3 separate regions of the Homo sapiens genome follow, and regions 2 and 3 are each linked to region 1. Evidence: chromatin loops called from intact Hi-C (ENCODE). Cell type or tissue: heart right ventricle. All regions are shown on one strand.

The links. Hi-C counts contacts between places; a loop is a spot of excess contacts. Peaks named below come from ENCODE experiments on the same cell type or tissue, not always from the same donor. Only the 100,000 strongest peaks of a DNase experiment are listed, where the experiment ranks them.
Region 2: it touches region 1 in a loop (6-fold over the local background); 5 of 110 quality-filtered maps call a loop at or near these places.
Region 3: a loop joins it to region 1, with 3 times the contacts of the local background. A loop is called at or near these places in 3 of 110 quality-filtered maps.

The regions. Positions count from the first base shown.
Region 1 is chr17:11,616,541-11,621,540 of GRCh38, reverse strand. DNAH9 (dynein axonemal heavy chain 9) reads right to left here. Exons shown (of 69, transcript NM_001372.4): 5 at 3,919-4,130; 6 at 1,760-1,993. Among named protein-coding and RNA genes, the nearest start is that of DNAH9, 21 kb to the right of the region's middle. In heart right ventricle, no CTCF peak of the experiment used is centred here; a DNase peak (open chromatin) is centred at 2,193; H3K27me3 peaks cover 295 bases.
Region 2 is chr17:11,562,687-11,567,686 of GRCh38, reverse strand. It overlaps SHISA6 (shisa family member 6), which reads right to left. Exons shown (of 6, transcript NM_207386.4): 6 at 3,624-5,000. Among named protein-coding and RNA genes, the nearest start is that of DNAH9, 33 kb to the left of the region's middle. In heart right ventricle, no CTCF peak of the experiment used is centred here; no DNase peak of the experiment used is centred here.
Region 3 is chr17:11,551,883-11,556,882 of GRCh38, reverse strand. It overlaps SHISA6 (shisa family member 6), which reads right to left. Exons shown (of 6, transcript NM_207386.4): 4 at 4,931-4,987; 5 at 991-1,143. Among named protein-coding and RNA genes, the nearest start is that of DNAH9, 44 kb to the left of the region's middle. In heart right ventricle, no CTCF peak of the experiment used is centred here; no DNase peak of the experiment used is centred here.

The DNA of each region.
Region 1 (5,000 bases):
GTTTGCTCTGTTCATCATGGCTTCCTCCCAGCATAGCTCTCTTTCCTCCAAACCTGCTCATGACAGCTGGGAATATGATTCTTGTTCCTTCCCTGTCCCTCTGGCTCTTGTCTTTTTTTTTTTTTTTTTTTTTGAGATGGAGTCTCGCCCTGTCTCCCAGGCTGGAGTGCAATGGCGCGATCTTGGCTCACTGCAACCTCTACCTCCCGAGTTCAAACGATTCTCCTGCCTCAGCCTCCCGAGTAGCTGGGACTACAGGCGCCCGCCACCACACCCGGCTAATTTTTGTCTTTTTAGTAGAGGCGGGATTTCACCATGTTGGCCAGGCTGATCATGAACTCCTGAACTTGTGATTCGCCTGCCTCAGCCTCCCAAAGGGCTGGGATTACAGGGGAGAGCCACCGTGCCCGGCCTCTTGTCTTAATCTTAAACTCAACCCTGAATTTCTCAAATCCGTTTAAGTCTGTATTTCATTTTATTAGGCCCATTACCCTCCCTTCCAAGTCCAATCAGCAAACACATAGCTGTAAAATGTTGAGAGACCTGTTAAACATATTAAGTTTTGAGAATTGAAACAATCCAAAGAAATAGTATCATGTCTTCTCACCGTAGTACTTCACCTAAAATCCATATTTATTTTTAAATAATTGAGGGAAAGACATAACTTTGAGCAAAAGTCATGTTTCTTTTGCACAGGGACTCATTCGTTTTGGACTTTGGGGAGCTGCCTTGGAGATTGGGGAGTGGAGGAGGAGAAGTTCAAAGCAGCCAGCTTTGCGGGAATGGTTATAGCCCAGCCAAGGTTTGCTCAGTGTCAGTCTTTCTAGGCAGAGTTTATTTGAAACCCAGTTCAAAGGCTATGGGCAATCTGCAAACCAATTGAACTAGTTCATTGATTCCTTGGGCCTTCTTCCTAAATGGGTCTATGATCAGGATTTCCTAAACTTCTACTATAACCACTATTATGTGATGTGATGGTCAATCCAAATGACAACTATTTATTAAAACTTCTTTTTTTTTTTTTTTTTTGAGACAGAGTCTCGTTCTGTCACCCATGCTGGAGTGCAATGGTGTGATCGTGGCTCACTGAAACCTCTGCCTTCCGAGTTCAAGAAATTCTCTGCCTCGGCCTCCCGAGTAGCTGGGATTACAGGCGTGTGCCACCACACCTGGCTAATTTTTGTATTTTTAGTAGAGACAGGATTTCGCCATGTTGACCAGACTGGTCTCGAACTCCTGACCTCATGATCCACCTGCCTTGGCCTCCCCAAATGCTGGGATTACAGGCATGAGCCACCGCATGCCTGGCCCTTGTTTGTTTTTTTGAGACAAGGTCTGGCTCCTGTTGCCTAGGCTAGAGTGCAGTGGCACAATTTCGACTCACTGCAACCTCTGCCTCCTATGCTCAAGCCATCCTCCCACCTCAGCCTCCCGAGTAGCTGGGACTACAGGTGCACACCACACCTGGCTATTTTGTTGTTGTTGTATTTTTTGTAGAGAAGGCGTTTTGCCATGTTGGCCCGGCTGGTTTTAAACTCCTGGGCTCAAGCAATCCACCCACCTTTGCCTCCCAAAGTGCTAGTGGGATTACAGGCATGAGCCACTGTGACTGGCCAATTGAACCTTTATTATGGATTATTCCAGCTGATGGAGGGTTGGCTATGAGGTTGTGTTGTGCATTTTCCTATTCCACTTTTTGGACCCCTGGACTGCTTCTTTCTGTCTGGGGCTGGCAGCCTGAGGTGAGGTGCGCACTCACCTCCACCACGTGCAGTTGTCCCAGGAAGCCATCCAATCGCACAAAGACCAAAGAAGACTGGAAATCCCATTCCTTGACTTCCTGGTTCTCTTTGAAGTAAGTGTGGAGATTCTCCCTTCTGTCCTGAAACTCTTGCTTGAAGAAGCTCAAAGTGTCTGAGACCACTTGCAGTTTTCTCTGACTTTCTTCTACCTCACTTCTCAGCAGGTCTTCTGGGCTGAGATAATTAGAGGCCTGGTATACAAACAGATTAGTATCACTGAGCAGGTGCAGACATCCTGTAACTTTGCAACACCAACTCTGAACTGAATCATTGCCCCAGTAATATTTTTCACGAGGATAATAGAGGAAACATCTGACCTCGCTTTCCATTCCACATGTGGACTGCGACCTGGGTTTCGGCCAAATAGTCTTAGTCACTGAAGCTACAGTGATTGGCTCAGGAATGGGCAAGTAGCCAGGGACAAGGAAACACAATGAGACTTTGTTGGCTAGCTGGGGCTGGAGCAGGTGCCCTTTCCCAGGTATTCTTTTGTGACTTATTGGCTTTCAGTAGTAAAGTAATTTGAATGCAAGAATTATTTGGACCATAATTATTTTTCTGTCTCGAAGAGGCTTACACCTGGAAAACTGAAAAGCTGGAGCTGTAGCGACAGCCACCTTCACCACAACAGGGTGGGTCCCTGGGTCTGGCTGACATCATCTAAGGCCACATTGCAAGTCGGGGCTGAAGCCAGCCTTACCTTGGACTTTCAAGGTACATGAGCCAATATGTTTTCTTTTTTTGCTCCTACTTTTGGTTTCGGTTTTCTTACACTTTCAACCAAAAGAGTTCTGGCTGATAAACATGGAGTAATGGAAAGGCACTAGCCTAGGAGGAGTCAAACAGCCTGGGTTGGGGTCCTGGTTTGGGTGTCTTTGGGCAAGTCAGTTAACCTCCTTGAACAGTAGCCCACATCTTTAAATAATATAATAAATAATAAGACCTTCCCTGCCCACCTTGCAGGGTTTATTTGATGATTGATAGAAATCATGAATGTAACAGTATTTTGCAGCCTGCAAAATGTTAGTTATTCTTAGTTACTTATTAAGCTTGTTCGTTATTTTCTCAGAGAACAGCTCCTTAGAAGAAAAGGAAACTGGTTTGGAGAGATCACCCAAACCTCCTTAAGCCCTCTAGTTCTTTTTTTTTTTTTTGAGATGGAGTCTCGCTCTGTCGCCAAGCTGGAGTGCAGTGGCACAATCTTCGCTCACTGCAACTTCTGCCTCCCGGGTTCAAGCGATTCTCCTGCCTCAGCCTCCCAAGTAGCTGGGACTACAGGCGTGCACCACCACGCCCAGCTAATTTTTGTATTTTTAGTAGAGATGGGGTTTCACCATGTTGGCCAGGATGGTCTCGATCTCTTGACCTCGTGATCTGCCCGCCTCAGCCTCCCAAAATGCTGGGATTACAGGCGTGAGCCACCGCGCCCGGCCCTCTAGTTCTTTCTTAAGATACACTCCTCAAGGTTTATGCTGCCCTGGTTGGTGCTACAAGGGTCCCTAAGAAGGAGGAGCATGAAGTGCATAATCTAAGAAGCTGCTTCTCAATAGCTTATGGGTACCAGGTTCTTACCATGTGCAGGGCACATGCATTATCACATGGAAGCCTCAAATCACCCAGCAACCCAAAAAGAGATATGGCTTCTTGTTTTCACCATTGTACAGAGGAGGAGAGTGAGGCACAGAACAGGAAGTGATTTGTCCTGGCACAGAAGTGGTATGCTGGCTGCCAAGTGGCAAAGCCAGGGATTGGTACAGCATCGCCTGACTCTACCTGACATCAGAGGCTGCACTCTTTACTGCTTAGGCTTTGCTGCTGACTCATTACCAGTCCTTCTTCATAGGTCATTAAGGAGGTTGAAATTCACCACCCCTACTTATCCCCTCTTAGGCAGAGGGGAAAGGAAGACAGGATGGCTCAGGTGTTCTAATATTACTGAAAATGTCTTTGTAAATTATTGGCTTCTGAGAGTAAAATACTGTAATTCAAGTGTAAGAACTCTTTGGAACATAATTATTTCCTCGCCCAGAAAAAAGGACACTTGTCTCTTCTCTCCTGTGACTAGATGCCAACCAGCCCCCAGGGAGCAGTTGCTGGGCATCCCAGGGCAGCCCACCTGCTGGATGAGAAGGTTGCAAATCTCCTGGAGCAGCACAGTCAGCCTTCCCGGGGAGCGGTAGGACTTGCATGTGGCCCAAATCAGACAGACCACGTGGAGCAGGGGCCGCAGCTGGGGCTTCACCTCCGGAAATTCTGCATTCTCCAGAGCTTCCAGGTGGCGCTGGAGCGGTATCAGGTGCACATGGATGTCCTGTGCCTCTGCTAGAGCTGGAAGGAATTGGAGATGGTCAGCATTCCCATCTGGAGCCTAATACCCACCTGGTGGAGCCCTAGTCCCTGGGAAGTAAAAGACCTGCAAAACAACAAGCAGAGAGAAGGCTGGTTCCAGAAAACTTCCTAGCTCTTATGAGGAAATATGGAAACTGGAGAGCCCTGAACAACTAGGATAATGATCTGAAGAGTTCTGTCTTGTAACATTCCTCTAAATGGACTTTTCCCTGGCCCTCCCAGCCTCCATCTGGTGCTTGGTGGGTAGTAAATATTTGCCAATTACTTTGCTGCTATCTCTGAGACAATACAAGTTTTAGAATCAGAAAGACTTTCCTTCAAATGCTGGCCGAGACGCTTGGCAATTGTATGACTTTGGGCACGTGTAACCTCTCTGAGCCTCAAAAATAGGCAGAGCTGTAATCAGTTTAAAGGGTCCTTGTGAAGGCTGAAGGTAGTTCAATAGGAATCTTTATAAACAACTAGCACAGTGCTTGGACCAATGCAGGTGTTTGATAAATGGTGGTGGCTCTGATGAATATTCACTAATAAAGAATCTTGCTGAGCACTTATAAAGAAGTCACAGATGTGTGATGTTCCCCACCCTGTGTCCAAGTGTACCCATTGTTCAATTCCCACCTATGAGTGAGCACATGTATACATATGAAACAAAGCTGTACGTTGTGCACATGTACCCTAGAACTTAAAGTATAATTTTTTTAAAAAAGTCACAGAGCATAGAGACATAACATAGATGGGTTATGGCAAGGTTCTGCTGGTTTTCAAAGCCAGGAAAATCTCTTACCATCTCCTCTGAATACAACCAAGGAAAGAAAGGGGCCTTTAACCAGTCGTCTTGTGGTGACTGAC
Region 2 (5,000 bases), 54 kb after region 1:
CACCCGGCTAATTTTTGTATTTTTATTAGAGATGGGGTTTCATCATGTTGGCCAGGATGGTCTCCATCTCATGACCTCATGATCCGCCCGCCTCGGCCTCCTAAAGTGCTGGGATTACAGGCGTGAGCCACCCGCGCCCGGCCTTCTATTAAACTTTTTGAGTTTATACACCCTACCTCAGCTTTCTCCTCATTTCCTAAATGCTTAATCCTCTGTACACCCATTTTTGTTCTAATCTTGTCACTGAAGCTGGTTGCCTAAAATCGTCAGGCTACATAGACCAAGGCTACTCTGATCCCCAGAGATCCAAGTCTTTATTTTTGTCATGGGGTTATAAAATTTCAAAACTGGAAAAAAAAAAAGGCAAAATGGTATGCTTCTCAAGCATTAATGTGCATAGAGTCACCTAAAGATCTTGTTAAAATGCAAATTCCAGGGCCCTACCCCCAGAGATTCTGATTAGGAAAGTCTGGGGTGGGCACTGGGAATCTGCATTGCAATGAGCTCCCAGGAAATGCTGATGTTTCTCCTCTAGCGACCGCACTTTGAGTAGCACTGGATTAGATGACAGTTTTTAGTTTTCTCTAAGTCTAAAATAAAGACAATGTACGGACCCCCTGCCTTATGTAGCAGAGGAGATCTTCTCCATGATTGCCGTGGTGAAACAGTAAGAGTAGCTCTTCTAAATGCTCCAGGAAAGAAGCATTAAGGTACACACACTTGGGAATAAGGGCAAAAGCCTTAGTATTCTACCTTTGCCACACATCTCCAGAACTTGGATAGAGGCTGGAGGCAAAAAAAAAAAAAAAATTCTCTCTTCTTTGTGGAGAGAGTGCTGGTCCTGCACACACATATGAGCTCTATTTCTAATGGCAAAACACTGTAAAATAATGAACTGCTGAGAACTTTCTGTGAAAATGTATTATTTGAAATTTCTTTGAAAGGCAGTTTGTAGATTTTGGGAAATCACAAAAAAGTCAAACAAAAGAGACAGTTTTCTGAGGACCTTGTTTTTCCTCTCATTCAATATTTTTGCTTCCTCTATAGCGATTTGTTGACACAAGGGTAGACCATGCTGACAACTGGGAAGATACTACCTCATACGTGATGGCTCCAGCTAAGGGTTTTCTCCTTCTCCACATCCACTCTACCCTTCTGCCATGATCCACACCAGCTAAGCTCCCCAATTCCTTGTCAAGTCTTGGCAAAGTCACCAAAGCCAAGACTAAAGAAGCTGAGACGCATTTTAAAGACTGCCTCGTCTGGACTACTCATTTTGTTTTAAATGATAATGTTGAGATTTGAAGAGGAGAAATAAGTTTTTCTAGATCACATAACAAAATTTTGGCAGAGCCAGTACAAGAAACAAGGTCTCCTCACTTCCAGTCCAGTACTCTTCAACGGCATCCTGTTTTGATAGGGATGGGAAAGTTAAGATGGACAGGGCTGAGGAAGACAGCAGGATGGGTGTTTCACAAGCCCTTTCAGCTACCTAGAAGCCCAGATACAATGTGAGTATTGTTTTGTGATAATTAAGTGATAAAATATCAGACACTGGAAGGATCTTGAGTCTATCAAATTCTCCGATGGTTACAGATGAGAAAACCAAGGCCCAGAGATGACATTGGTCAACACATCCAGCACATAAAAGTCATTGATTCCCTTATTCTGGTACTTTCAAGGCACCCCTTTTCCAGCCTCTGCTCCCAAACCCTTTCTCGGTTTTCCATTCCTAACATTTGTAGCCTAAATAGTGAGTGTCCGAGGTCTTCTTAGATCCTTGAAGGAAATCTTTCTTGCTACTCCCTAGAAGTTTTGAGCTTCATTCTCATGCTAAACCAGAGAGGAGAAAGAAGAAAATTAGTGTTCAAAGTGACACTGCAGGCGGAAAGCTGTCCAAAACTCCCAGAGTCTCAGCTTCCAACATGAGTTTTTTGTTGGCCTTGACTTGTTAATGATGGTGTATTAAAACCTCATTTATTCAGATCTCACGAATTTGGAATTAGTGACAGCTGTGGTCAGGGTCTGAATGGAGGTTTACCTTTGAGGACCAAAGAGAAAAAGTTGAACAAATTGTTAAAGTTAAGAATATTTAAAGGGAGATATTTAGCCTATTTAAGAAAATAGTCTTTTAAAGTATTTTAGAAGCACCATTAAGCATATTGAGAGCTCTCTGACCCATACCTCTTGACCGTTTTAATTTTAGTCACATATTATTCTTACATATTCAATAAGGAATATTTCCTGAGAGTTTCTATTAGGGAACATGTTTTAGTCTAATTTAGTCATTATATGTATGTTTAAGCATTATAATTAAATTACACTTCGCTAAAAAAAATTCCCCAATTCAGAATTTGGGTTTTTTTTGGGGGGAGGATGAGGGTTCTTTCCAATAATGGATATAGATTAATGAAGCTTTCCTGTACTTGTCATATATGTATGTGTGTGTGTGTGTGTGTGTACTAGCTATGAGTCATAATAGGTTAGAGACACTATAACTTAGATGTAATTGCACTGCTATAGTGATTGTTGTAATGAGTAAATACATTTCAGAGTATGTGTGGTTATGGGTTATAATGTACAATAATAAACAGGTTTGTAACTTTGTCCTAAGTAATGAATGCCAATGACAGGAGAAAATGAGAGGATTTTTGGAAATAAGTCCAATGCCTTCAATGAGAAGAGTTTTATTTACAAGGGAGTTGGGGAGTTGCTAAGAGAGTGTGACTGACTGTGGATTCTAGGAACTGTGGAGGTGCTGACGTTGGGTGTTTAGACAACTGTCCCATTTGGCAAAACTTTGTTTGCTGAACCTGAGCCCACTGGTATTGAGGTTCTGGTGAAAATTCAGAAACAGAAAACAGATGACTTTAACAGCAAAAGTGAACATGTGCCAAAGAAATAATATTAAAAACATGTCCAGAAAAAGAGAGTCTTGAACAAAACTCCAAATCTAAATCAATTTTCATGGTGCAATTTGATTCTCTGGGTTAAACGGCCTGGATACTTAACTGGCTGTCCTCCAATTATCCATGGTAACTACAAGAACTAACTCAAAGACCAGACTAAGACCTAATGTCCAAGAATATTAAATAGTTCTGGGCTAAATGAGGATGGATAAGGAGGCAGAACTTCTGTTAGGTCGGTGCAAAAGTAATTGAAGTTTCTGCCTTTACTTTTAATGGCAAAAACTTTTAATTATAAAATAAAGCCATTTCAACTTTTAATGGCAAAAACCTCAATTACTTTTGCACCAACCTAGTAATTCTACTTTGAATTAGTATACCTTGTCCATTGACACTTGTCCTAGGCTTGTCTTCCCACATTCCTCATAGTACCCATTGTAGAAAGCATTATTGTGGTTTAATTGGTATATCATAACAGTCACCCATTGCAAGTATAAACTTTTGTGATTTTTAGTAAATTTATGCAGTTGTACAACCATCAGCACAATCCAGTTTTAAAACACTCTTTTCACCCTCAAAGTTCTCTAGCTCCTATTTGCAGTTAATCTTTGTTTCTGCCCCCAACTCCAATGACCTTCTACATTCTTTCTTGCTTTTTAATTACTTTTGGTTTTGACTCTGTAAAAGTCAGCATGTGGCTACTTAAAGAGACACACGTTATGTTGAAACGGCTTTATTTTTTAATCCATAAATATCTGTTACTGACAAAAGTGGAAAAATCCTTAAGACTAAATCTTACTAAAGTGTATCTGTTTACAGTACATGTAGAATGTGCTTTGACAGGTAAGTAGAACGATGAGATTTGTACAGAGAAGCAGTTACTAGAGCACTGCTTACCATGAGGCTTACATATGAGTAACGAAGAAACTGCAAAGATACAGATAGAAAGGTACTTTTCATCAGTACTACCATATAATAAACATGGAATTCATAAATTGGGCTAATGCATAAAAATGTTCATTAATCCCCCCTTAGGAAATTGTGTCCCCAAACTAAAAATATTACAGTAAGAATTGCTTTTTATTAGAGAATTTCAAGAATTCTTTACTACAAAATGTCTAGTTGAGTTATAGAACTAGAGGAATATTTGCCACTACAAAGCCAATGAATGAGTCCTCCCATGGTGTGGCATTCAGGGGTCACTGCAGGGTGGGCAGCAAAGTTGAGCAGGGTCTTCTCCTCCCTCAGGAGGGAGAGCATTAAGGAAACACACAGCCACAACATTATTTCTCTGACTGATGGAAGGTTAATGTGTTTGCTGATTTACAAGATGGGTTTGAATATCACAAACTTGGACTCTCCATTCTTGCTTCACAAGCCTTCACCGGGAGGACGGTAGTGTCATGACGAAGGGCTACAAAGGTACTAGGATGGGATGAGTGCCCCTTCCTAGCAGCCCAGATGGAGATGCCTCCTCCTCCAGTTGGAATGGAGCCTCAGTGTCCAGACTTGGTCTTCAGGACACATATTCCAGAGTGGGTTATCATGACATTCATTGCCACACAACAGCCTGTGAACACGTTCCTCTGCAGCTTGAAATGAATTTCCCAGCTGCCCTCAAGTACAAACTTCATGCCCTTATGGGCCAACCTCCAGACCTTTCTCTCCAGCCAGCTCCCTCTCTGAAATTGGAACCGCCTCCCTCCAGCTATAAGGACCGTATCCAAATGGAAACTCCAAACTCAGAATTCCCCAGAATTCCACAGTCACTTAGGATGGTTTAGGTGTGTCTTTACAAGAGGGCTTCCATGGCACACAGTTGGTGACCTATTGAATGGTTAGGCCCTTAAACTTCAGGTACGAGGGCATCCCTGGGTGGCCGAGCCCATCAGGCCCACCCCAGGCTCTAGTGAGGAGTGCGGTGGCTGTCCAGGACATCTGAGGACATCGCTGTGGGGCAGGCATTGTGGGATGTGTGCAGCTCAGTGGAGGTGGGGAGGAACGGGGAGAGCAGGTGCTGGCAGGGAATGAAAGCCCTACAGTGTAAGAGCTGGATGAAACTTCAGAGCTCATCTAGTCAAAGCCCCTCATTTT
Region 3 (5,000 bases), 65 kb after region 1:
ACACACAAACCTGCATTGCCCCAAATTTCAGAAATGAGGCCTCCTACACATGGCCTTCTAGATCTCTGCAAAAGTGTGGGAATTCTGTCTGCTCTTCAGTTGGTGCAGCGGGGTCGTTGATGGGTATCCTTCCTCCTGAGCCAAATTTCATCACCTCGGGATGATTCCTCAGGTTATGATAGTCCCGTCTCTAGCTAGAGACTCCACGTTTCACCATGGAGGTGGCTGATGTGGACTTGGGCTGCACTTCTGTCAGGGTAGGTTACCCTGAAGCTTTCAAGCAAATGCTCAGCCCTTGAGGCTCCAACTGCAGTTGGGTGGTCATCAAAAGAGACTCCTGGGAAAATGGGAGGAGAAGGTCCAAGGCCAGAAAGCCAGGGAGGAAGAGCTGTCCTTTAGGGAAATTTTTTGACATTTTTGTATCTTTAACCCATTGATGCCCAGAGTCTCCCCAGACTCAAGAGGCAGAGCTGGCATCACTGGATAAACTGGATTGAACTGGTGAAATGGGGTGTATGCATGGGAGGTGAAGGATCTCAGGTCCTCAAGACACTGTTGGCTGGGTTGGAGAAGGAGCTGGTTTGTGGGCCTCTGGGAGAGGTCTCAGAGAAAGTTCTGGCCATTGCTAGCCTCTATCCAGTATAGGGTATACAGCAAGGAAGGCCCATGGTTTGAAGAAGGCAGTTGCGTGCGGGACTGGGAGAAGGCTTTCTCCCGCAGTTAAACTGGTGCATGAATTGGAAGGCCGTCTCCTATAGGGATGTGAATCTGAGGATTCCATGGTCTTCTTTCTATGTATGGAAAGAATGGGCTCAGTCCATAAGGAACAAAAGCAAAGAGCTTGTCTATTCTCTTCTCTCATCCTGCAACTCCTTCTTTATTCTTGGGATTTGACAGCTGTCCTATGGGGTATGGAGCAAGAGAGTGTGACATAGGAAGATATCTTGGAGCCCCAGAGACAGACCCCAACTTGGGGGAAATTCAACTTACTTAGCCTCTTCAGAGATGAATACTTGCTGGGGTTGGTCTTTACTGCAGACTCGTAGGATGGGGGCAGGTGGGCCAAGTTCTGGAACGAGCGGGAGAAGGAGAGGTCATAGGGCTCGGTGGCTGATGTCAGGATGTTGTTCATCCGTGGCTTCTCTGCAAGAAAAGGGAGGGGTGTTTTGTATTAATGAGGACCATGTCTGTGGCAGGTGTGCTTTCTGCCTCACCCCTGATTCGAATCCCCATCCTCCTTTCCTGGACCTCTGTGCTTGGACATAGGTGATACTATTGACTCAGTTTCCCTCATGCTCAGTTCCAGTTGTCAATAAGCCTAGGGGCAGATGCTGTTTTAGCCACCACCAAGACAGTTCACCATTCTGTGAATGGGAGACTCGACTCTTGAGTCTGAGGAGCGAATTCTCTCTCTCAGTACATCTCTGGGTTATCTGCTGAAAACGTAAGCCTGATGGAGCTGAGGGGCATCATAAAAATCATCTACTTCTGTGTGAAAGTGCTGTCCTTTTCCTAATAGCTTTAGGCAAACCTAGCTCTCAGGCTCAGAAAAATCTTGAGTTGGAGGACATGGAGTGACTTATGTTATTTATGTACCCATAGAAGAACTGAGTCCAGGACCCAGCTCCACTGAGACCCAACCCATGCTCCGTCCATGGCATCCTTCCACAGCTCATGTAGCCCCTTTCTCCTCTCCAAGCTCTGCACCTGACAAGCCACAGTGAGCCACAGAGCTATTTTATCTTACTCTAATTCCTTTCTCTGAAGCCCCCTTAGCCATCTCTAAGCTGCTGGAGGAAAGAATCTAGACAAAAATGCATAGCACATCATCCCCACTTTCTCCTTCCTTCCCCTGAGATAGAGCATTGAGGTGCAAGAATCTGAAGAGATGGAAAGGAGTGTTGTTCATTGCCAGAGCTGGGGAAAAGAATGGAAGGAAAAGTGGGAGAAAAGGTGAAAGGGAGATGAGAGGATGGCTGATGGGAGCCCAGTGCAGTGTGCGCTGGGCTCAGGGCCAGATGAATGACATCTGGAGAGGGGGCATGCAGGGCCGGTGAGGGAGGCAGTGAGGATGAGGGGACAGAAAGAGCTGGAGATCCTGGGGAAGAAGACAAGCATGCCTCAGTGCTTCACAGACTTGAGGAGGAGAAGCCACAACAAGTCAATGAGTGGCTGCCATGGGAAATGGTGGTACCATTCCCAGAAGTGAGGCAGTTGGAAGGCTATAGTCTCGCTGTGTCATTCCTCCATCCTCTTTTTGTTTGGGACACCTCAAGGCCAAAGAATTTCTGAGAGGGGGCAGGCTCTAACTTCGGTCGAATGTGCAGGAGGACTGCCACACCTCTTGGCAAAAAGAGTGTGGAAACGTGGAAAGCAGGAATTCTGTGGACTGTGTGAGAGGTGGGAGACAGAGAAGCCCTCCTAGGCATTGTCCAAGGGCAGCCCCAAGCACCGGGGACTCCTGACTTTTCTACCCCTTCCTGCCTTCATTGTCACCCCCAACACTGGGGACTGAGCCAGGGAAGCTCAGCCAGTGAGCTGGTGTTCATGCCAGCTCAGGACATATGTGAGGGGGTGGAGGGTGCTCTACATCCCCATTAGAACATGCTGTACAGAAAGAGCCTCCTTGGCATGCATCAGGACAGATGCCAGGAAGTGGAGTGAGCAGGAACTTGGGAGTGCTGCTCCTCAGAGGGAGTAATAGCCACTCATCTCTCAGCACTTGTCTCTTCACTTTGGCTATGCTGGAGAAGAAGGAACCTCCTTCTGCCTGTTGGCATTATACTCTCAACAAGGCATCACTCAGCTCACCCACTTCCAAATGCAATCTTTCTGGATACTCTTGTTCCACCACTGTGTTACAGGACATACCCCTGAGCCAAGGCCAGCTCTCCCTTGCCTTCTGCCTTCATGGGATACTCTCCCTCCTATAGAAATGCCTCCTTTACTCTTCTGTATGAAATTCCCGCCTCACTCAAGACATTTTGCTGTGCCAATGTCCCATCTTTTTAGCCAACGACAATATCTGTTCTTTAAGCCTGTATTGCTCTTCTAGTCAGTTCCACCCACTTTAGTATCTAACATCTCTAATAATTTGACTTGAGTTGGGATTGTGGATCTCCAAATATTGCAATCTCCTTGACAGCAGGGCCTTGCTTTCCAATTTTTTTTGAATCCTTCATAGTGCTTGGCCCAGAATAAGGATCCAATTAATGCTCTTTGTGGAACACTAATTAAGTAGACTCAGGCCCCCTCCTCGCTTGATAGTCACTCTGCCAGCTCCTGGGAAAGAAGGGAACATCCAAGAAAGCAATGCAGAGAAAACTCTACTCTCACTACATTGTGAGCTGCTCAAGGGCAGGGACCAGGTCTCATCAACCCCCATCTCCTTGCACCAGTTGGAAAAAAGAAGACAGGAAGAGAAGGAGGGAAGAATGGCTCCTCCTGTTGTATTCAGGAGTCTGCTTGTGTTGGCTCCTTCTCAGGAAAATGAGCTGGGTAGTGTGACTGAGCAAGTGGGAGCTCTCCTTGCGTGCCTTTTCTGGCTCTTCCTGAGGCTGCTTCATCACTGTGGGCATCCCCCAGGCTCCCTGCCTCTGCCTTCTGCACTTCTCTTTCAGTGTAGAGTGCCCCCACTCCTGAGGCTTCTGTTACTGCCTCCAAAGCTTCACTCACATCTTCAGCTCTAACCTTCCTCCAGACTTCATGTCTGCATTCCTGCCTGTTGAATATTTTTTTCTTGCAAACTCCAGGTGTCCAGATCCAAACTCACTGACAACTCCATCCCCCATACATACTGACTGTTTTCCTGATTCCTTAGATTTTGTTAATAAAACCCTTCATTTTTCTAATCAGTGTCATCATTGGCTCTCATCAGCCACATTCAGTTAGTAAGGAACTTTCTCCAATTCTTTCTTCAAAAGGTTTCATATCTCAACCGTCCTTTCTTTTCCCACTGTCAACATCACCACTGGTATCAACCTCTTTTCACTGATCTCCCCAGTTTCTCCCAGTTCTAACTTTTTAGACCCCACAACCTGACAAATCTGATTATACTATTGCTTTCATCATTTATTTCCACCTGGAGCATAGCACATGAAAATATTCCAATCTCTTCCTCCTAATTATAATATCCCTCAACTTCAGTGCTGAGGCACACCATAATCTGACATAACAGTGGTAGGTCTCTCTACCAGGTAGCCTGTAGGATTTATCATTGTTTTGAGTTTCTCTCTCACTAAAATTTTAATGATGTTTTCACTCTTTCACAGCAAAGAGACAAAAATGACTGATAATTCGCAATTTATGTGGCTGTCTTATGTTCTATCAAGTCTTGAGCAGGTGCCAAAAATAGATTTTCTCTGTTCAGCTGTGATCTGGTGGGAGGATATTATAATCTAAGAGGGAAACATAGTTTTATAACCCTTGGGCACTATGCTAACACTCCTCCACTCAACAATTTTCAGCCTCTTTTTTCTGCCAAGAGGCTAAAGCCCAAATCAGTTTTGAGTTTTATCAAATCTTAATTAGCCTGGGGAGGATCATAAAGTTTAACCAAGTCTCATGTCTTTCGTAAATGATATCACAAATAGCTTTGAACAAAGGAGGGTGTTCCACTCCTTGCTGTGGACATATGGAATTTATGACTGTAAGAAGTGATACAGGTGGCAAGTAGAAATGGGTCTAGCCCCTTTCTGTTTATGTCAAGAGATCATTCTGATATCGGAGACAGAAACACCAAGGGGAAAATAGCCTACAAGTGAGATTAGAGCATTGTGGCCCTGGAGGAGGGCGAGCCTGTGGCTCCTTGGACCTCCTTAGCTTCAGTGAGTTTATGACCGTGTGTTTGATGCCCTGATAGGCATCCATCCTTAGAATGGTGCCACTCGAAATAAGGAGGAAATGCAGAGTGCTCTCAATCATCTCTCACCATGTGGCGGGATCTGGGTAACACTGCTCAAAATCGGATGGTTATATTGATGATCACCTGAAAATCATAG